2 separate regions of the Mus musculus genome follow, and region 1 is linked to region 2. Evidence: chromatin contacts called from ENCODE Hi-C or POLR2A ChIA-PET data. All regions are on one chromosome and are shown on one strand. The core of a region is the stretch at or near the end of the contact, and the rest is flanking DNA. Distances in the headings are between cores, read along the strand shown.

What was found. Hi-C counts contacts between places; a loop is a spot of excess contacts on that map. ChIA-PET counts read pairs that join two places held with the same protein, here RNA polymerase II (POLR2A).
Region 1: a loop to region 2 is called in a map of gastrocnemius, with 7 times the contacts of the local background. The contact joins the promoter of Zfp526 here to the promoter of Zfp574 in region 2. A Hi-C loop is called at or near these places in 1 of 37 maps with a recorded cell type or tissue (gastrocnemius). POLR2A ChIA-PET finds 5 or more read pairs at or near these places in 4 of 5 experiments (Patski and embryonic stem cell).

Annotation. Positions count from the first base shown.
Region 1 is chr7:25,220,066-25,222,765 of GRCm38, forward strand. Zfp526 (zinc finger protein 526) reads left to right here and starts at 1,360. Exons shown (of 3, transcript NM_175436.5): 1 at 1,360-1,439. It also overlaps a transcript of Dedd2 not described here.
Region 2 is chr7:25,075,500-25,078,199 of GRCm38, forward strand. Zfp574 (zinc finger protein 574) reads left to right here and starts at 1,308. Exons shown (of 2, transcript NM_175477.5): 1 at 1,308-1,983. It also overlaps a transcript of Grik5 not described here.

The sequences.
Region 1 (2,700 bases), core at 110-2,609, 140 kb after region 2:
GGTTTCAGGCTCGGTGTGTGTCCCCTGAATCCTATGACACGACCTGGTGGAATTACTCATCCCACAGACTACCTCTTCCTCCTGATCACGTCCTAGACACCCACATGACCAGTGCCAACAGCTGTCAGCGCAAAGTAAACCAGTCACGAGGGTCCCGACTCCCTGGAGCGCTCAAGGCTCATAATCAGGACTTGTAATACAGTATGCCCCATTCTGGTGGCAACCAGAAACCTACAACTCAACTCTGCTGTCTCAGATCCTACATGGAAATTCTTGCTCATACAGCTCCCCAGCCCCAATTTATAAATTCTCCAGTCGCAAGCAGCAGAATGATACCTCTTCCCAAATCTCAATAGACCTTGCCACCCCCTGTGTGCAGCACATTCCGAAGACGTCCATCAGCACCTCCTATCATAGACACCACACCCACGGTTAGAACAGCCTTTGTACAATCGCTTCTGAGCCCTCTTGAGTCTTGGAGCCACCCAGATGCCCCTCCTAACCTGCACCTATGAGAGCAATCCTGTCACAGAAGTGGAGGCTAGGGTGTCTTCATGTCCCCTACACGAGGCCTTGAGCGTGACGGTCGCTCCTCCTCCCCCACTTAGGTGACTCAAGGTCAGGGCCAGCACGTGCCTAAGACAGGTCTCTTCTAGGACTGGTTTCCACCCCCGGAATTGTCTCCCTAAGGGGCGGGAGGCTCTGGCTCAATGCTGGCTGTTTGTTTCCCTTTTCTGGGCCTTAGCTTTTCCACCTGTGAAACGGATGGCAGTGGAGTCCACGGTATGGGCTCTCTGTGTGAATATCATTGAATCAGACAAAGAATGGGAGGAAGGGGAAAGCTATTTATAAACGGTAAAGCTTCTATGATGGGTGGGCTATAGTGAGTACTACGGTGTATCAGGCCCCGAGCCGAACATTTTTATGTGTATGACAAAATTCAATGCCTTCAACAACCTTTCAGGAGATGCGATTCCAGTCCACTTTGCACGTAAGCAAAAACTGAGGCGGCGCAGGAAAAGTACAAGTGTGTCTGGCTTTTTAGTTACGCTGTCAGAAACGCTCAGTCTCTTCTGCTACGAGATAACACCTGTCAAAGTCTCGCACCGCCACGTTCATTTGTGCGACCTCGCTCTATAAGGATGCACACTTTTCTCCGCTGAATTTTCAAACAGCAGGAAAGGAGCGGCCCCGGAGAACTGCGCAGGCGCCTCTCCTGGTCCCGGACACCGCCTCCAGGGCACTGGTGTCTGCGTGGAGAAACTCGCGGAGCCCCGCCTGACTCCCAACACGCAGGCGCGAGGGCGCGTGCCCTGCGCTACCAGCTCTGATTGGCTGCCTCTCCTGAGAGCACCGCCCAATGGGAGGCGTGGATAGTGAAGGGTCCTACACTACTGGAGTGGAGGGTCTGTGTCAAGAGCGGCAGGGGCTGCTTGGAGGTAAGAGAGATGGGTGAGGGCGCCGCAGGGCGGGCGGGGAAGAGAGCGCTGGGTGTAAGGAGAGAGTGGAGGAAGAGGGAAGGGTACGCTCAGGGTCGGAGAGCCTTGGGGCCTGCGCTTGGGGCTGGAGCAGCGCGGGATGATCGACAGCTCCTTCCTGTGTGCCCTAGAGGCGTCGTTGGATCCCCTGCTTGTGCTGGCCTCAGCTTGAGCTCGCTTGCACACCCCACCCCTGCAGGGGGCTCTCACGCTGCAGAGAAGAGGAATCTGGTAGGAGGGAAAAAAGCAGTGTAGCGGGAAAGTTGAACTTTCAGGCCCCTGGTGTAGGTGCTTAGATCTCCTTTCCGTATACAGAGGTATTAGCTGAATTCCACCTACCCCCTGACACGGTGTAGGACTGGGAGGGAAAAGAATGCAGGCGGAAAAGTGTCCATTTCGGGATACCTGTGCTACTTTCTAGAAGGACAGTGTTATTAGGATTGTGTGCAAGTTAAGTGAGTTTTGGAAGGATTGAGTTGGATGAAATTCAGAGAGCACATAGGATTGGGTCCTGTGCACCATGTTTTTCTGTGTATGAGCTCATCCATACTTTGTAAAGTTTGGGCATCCGCTCCTTACCTGCTACAAGCCATGTAGCATGCTCTGATCCAAGCCAGGGGAGTTCTGTCTTGGCAGTGAGGCTGTAACTAAGGCAGAATGCTAACCTCCCCCACCCCCAGCCCATTTGATTGTTTCTAAGAAAATCCTTTATGGACTGGTTCGGACTTAATGAGGAGCCAGGCAGGTGTAGTGGCACCCGCTTTCAATGTCAGCACTGGGGAGGGAGAAGCTGGTAGATTTCTGTGAGTTTGAGGCCAGTCTGCCCTACATAGTGAGTTCCAGATAGGCCAGGGTTACAAGATGAGATGCTTCAAAACAGAGCGCACTTAATGGGGTATTTGGAATTGGTAGATAAGGAAAGTTTGGTTCCTGAGCATTTAGCAAGTCATTTATCTGCAAATGGTTTATTGGTCATCAACTAATAACAGGGCCTTGTACTGGGCTATGTATCATGGAAATGCATAAAATGGGTAGACATGTAGTGTGCACAGAGATGGTTAAGGTCCCAGGACATCGTCTATAGGGAGCCTTAACTCGTCACTGAATGAGTCTGTGTATTTACTGTGTGCTGGGCACCTTTCTTGGCACTGGAAACACCTCGGTGGTGAAGAGGCTAAGATCCCTGCCCTCTGGGAGCAGTACATGAGCAGCCTGTATGCCA
Region 2 (2,700 bases), core at 58-2,557:
CGGGACAAAGACTAGCATCCCTTTTCAGAGATAAAAACAAAAACAAAAGCCGGGTATGGTGGCGCACACCTTTAATCCCAGCACTCGGGAGGCAGAGGCAGGTGGATTTCTGAGTTCAAGGCCAGCCTGTTTTACAAAGTGAATTCCAGGACAGCCAGAGCTATACAGAGAAACCCTGTCTCGAAGAACTAAAAAAAACCAAAACAACAACAACAACAACAAAAAAAACTAAACCTGAGACAGAGTGGAGTTGTTTTGCCCAAAGTCACAGCTAAGAAGTACCAGGGCCAGGATAAGCAGCCTAGTTAGAACATGTAGGTATACTTGCTAGGGAGTCCAGTAAGAAGACATCCAGCTAGACATCCAAAGGAGGGCACACACATGGTGACAACTGGAGACTCAGACCTACCTGTGGTTCTGTGTTCAAACCCCTCCTAGTTTTTCTGAGCTTCAGTTGGGGAAACGGGGGACAGTTTGACCAACCAGATGCACCTCTGATAACTCCCTTAACCTTGGCTTCAAGAGGGAGCTTCCTGAAAACTGTGGTGTACTTGTGTGGAGTCCAAATATGGATACTGGATCTCTTCAGTCACTCGCTACCATATTACATTCAGGTGTGTGTGTGTATGTTCATGTATGCACACTCTGGTATATGCAGAAGTCAGAGAACAACTTACAAGAGTCAGTTCTCTCCTTTCACCCTGTGGATCCCAGAATCAAAACTCCAGATCAGGCTTAGCATGTGGCTTTACGCGCTGAACCATCTCCCTGGCTGGCCTGGAACTTCATGTTTTCCCAGGAAATTCTTCCCATGCCTAGGGGTCCTTAACTGTAACTGTGTGGAAGGGCAGTCACCTGGAAAGATACCTTTAATGCTCAAAACAGGAGAGGCCGAGTCAGGCGGATCTCTGTGAGGCCAGCCTGTTCACAAAGCCAGACCATGCCTCAAACAAAAACAAGAACAACTGACTCGATCCACTACAAATCCCATAAACTTCCTTCTTCAGGTCTTCCACCCCACACCCTCAGCTTCTTCCAAGGGACCTTACTAACGGGGCTTTTCCTTTCTCCTTCCATTTCTCACTTCCTGTCACGTACCTCTTCCTCTAAACTCCCTCTCCTGACATCTTGTTTCCATTCTACTCTTCCTCGATTTCCCCGTTCATCCTCTTAATAGGAAAAAAAAGTCTTAAGCCTTGTTTTGTTCCTTTTGCCCTGTGTGACTGCTGCTGCTTGGTTTCCTCTCCCATTCACGCCGAGTGGTGTCTCTTTTTTTTTTTTTTTTTTTTTTTGCCACTGGCCCTCAGGGATCCTTGACTGTAACCCGCCGGCCTCCAGGGCTTTGCGTGTCTCTACAGCCTACACTGCCCGAATCCCCTACGCCTAGCTTGTCAGGCGCCCCCAAGATGGCGCCTCCAGCTTCGTCCCGCCTCCCGACGTCATCGCGCCCTCTCCGCTCAGCGCTCCCCTTTCGAGCTATCAAAGGCGGAATCCGAGAAGAGGTGGAAGAGGAAGAACCTCCAGGGAGGATTAAAGAGGCGGGTAGTATCCACCTGGAGGCCGACCAGCGAGGGAACATTGCTAAAGGATTGGCTGGGCGCTGCGCGATCCCACCCCTCCGCTCTATTGGTCGAGGCTTCAGGAAACCTGAGCATCGATTGGTCTAATGACAGGGGCAGACAGCCGATGATTGGGCGAATTGTGCAGTTCTTCGCAGCGGCCCAGGCGGAAGGTGGGAGGAGCGTTGTTGAGGGCGGCCTGGGGTGAGAGCGAGGCTGCGGAGCAGGCGAGACGACGGGCGCTAGAGAGGACGCGGCGCTAGAGTGGCGGTGCAAAGGGACCTGAAGCCCGTAGCCCGGCCTGGGGCCGGCGAGACGGCCGAGGCGGGTGAGTCCCCGCCGGAGCGCAGAGGTCCGGCCCCACCCGGCGGCTTGCCTGCGTCATTCGGCCTGCACGATGAAGGCCTGAAGGATCGCGTCCCGGGTGCGGAGAGCGGAGCGGCCGTTGGGCGCGCGGGCCGGGCGGGGGCTGTGCCGGGACGGCGGGTGGGATGGGGGACTGGAGTTGAGTGCGGGGCTGAGTGAGGAGGGGCAGGGCTCGGGCTGCAGGCCGGGGGCCGACCTTGGCGGGAAGGGGAGGTCCCAGAGCTGCCTCGCCGGAGGGCTCTCTGGTTGCATGGGGTATCGGGGCCACGGGTGGGTGCGCTGGGATGGGGATCAGAATCGAAAGGGGACGGTTAGAGGACTCATGGATGCCGGGGTGGGGAGCTGGCCCGAGAAAGGAGGTAATTAACGCAGGGAGGAAAATCGATTTCTGCCTGGAAAGAGCTGAGGCAGAGAAGAGGTTTTTGAGGTATCTTTAGAGCGAAGGGAGGGATCAGGTGTGGAAAACGGAGTAATGCTGACAAGGAAGACCGATAAACGCATGAAAGTGGGGCTTGGAAAGTATTGACAGAGGTCTTTATTTATTCTTACGGGTTTCAATAGGTTGAGCTAGAGGGGAGGGATTGTTTTGTTTTAGATACAGGTAAGTAGGCCAAAGGGAATATTCGAGCAATCTTGGGTGTAGTTGGAGAGACAGAGATGTGTGCTACAGAGAGCAGTCTAGGAATTTTGGGGATGTACCATATTGATAACTCTGGGGGATTTGGGTATCCCCATAGTTGTTTGCTGGTGAGAAGGTTTAAGTATGAAGAGGACC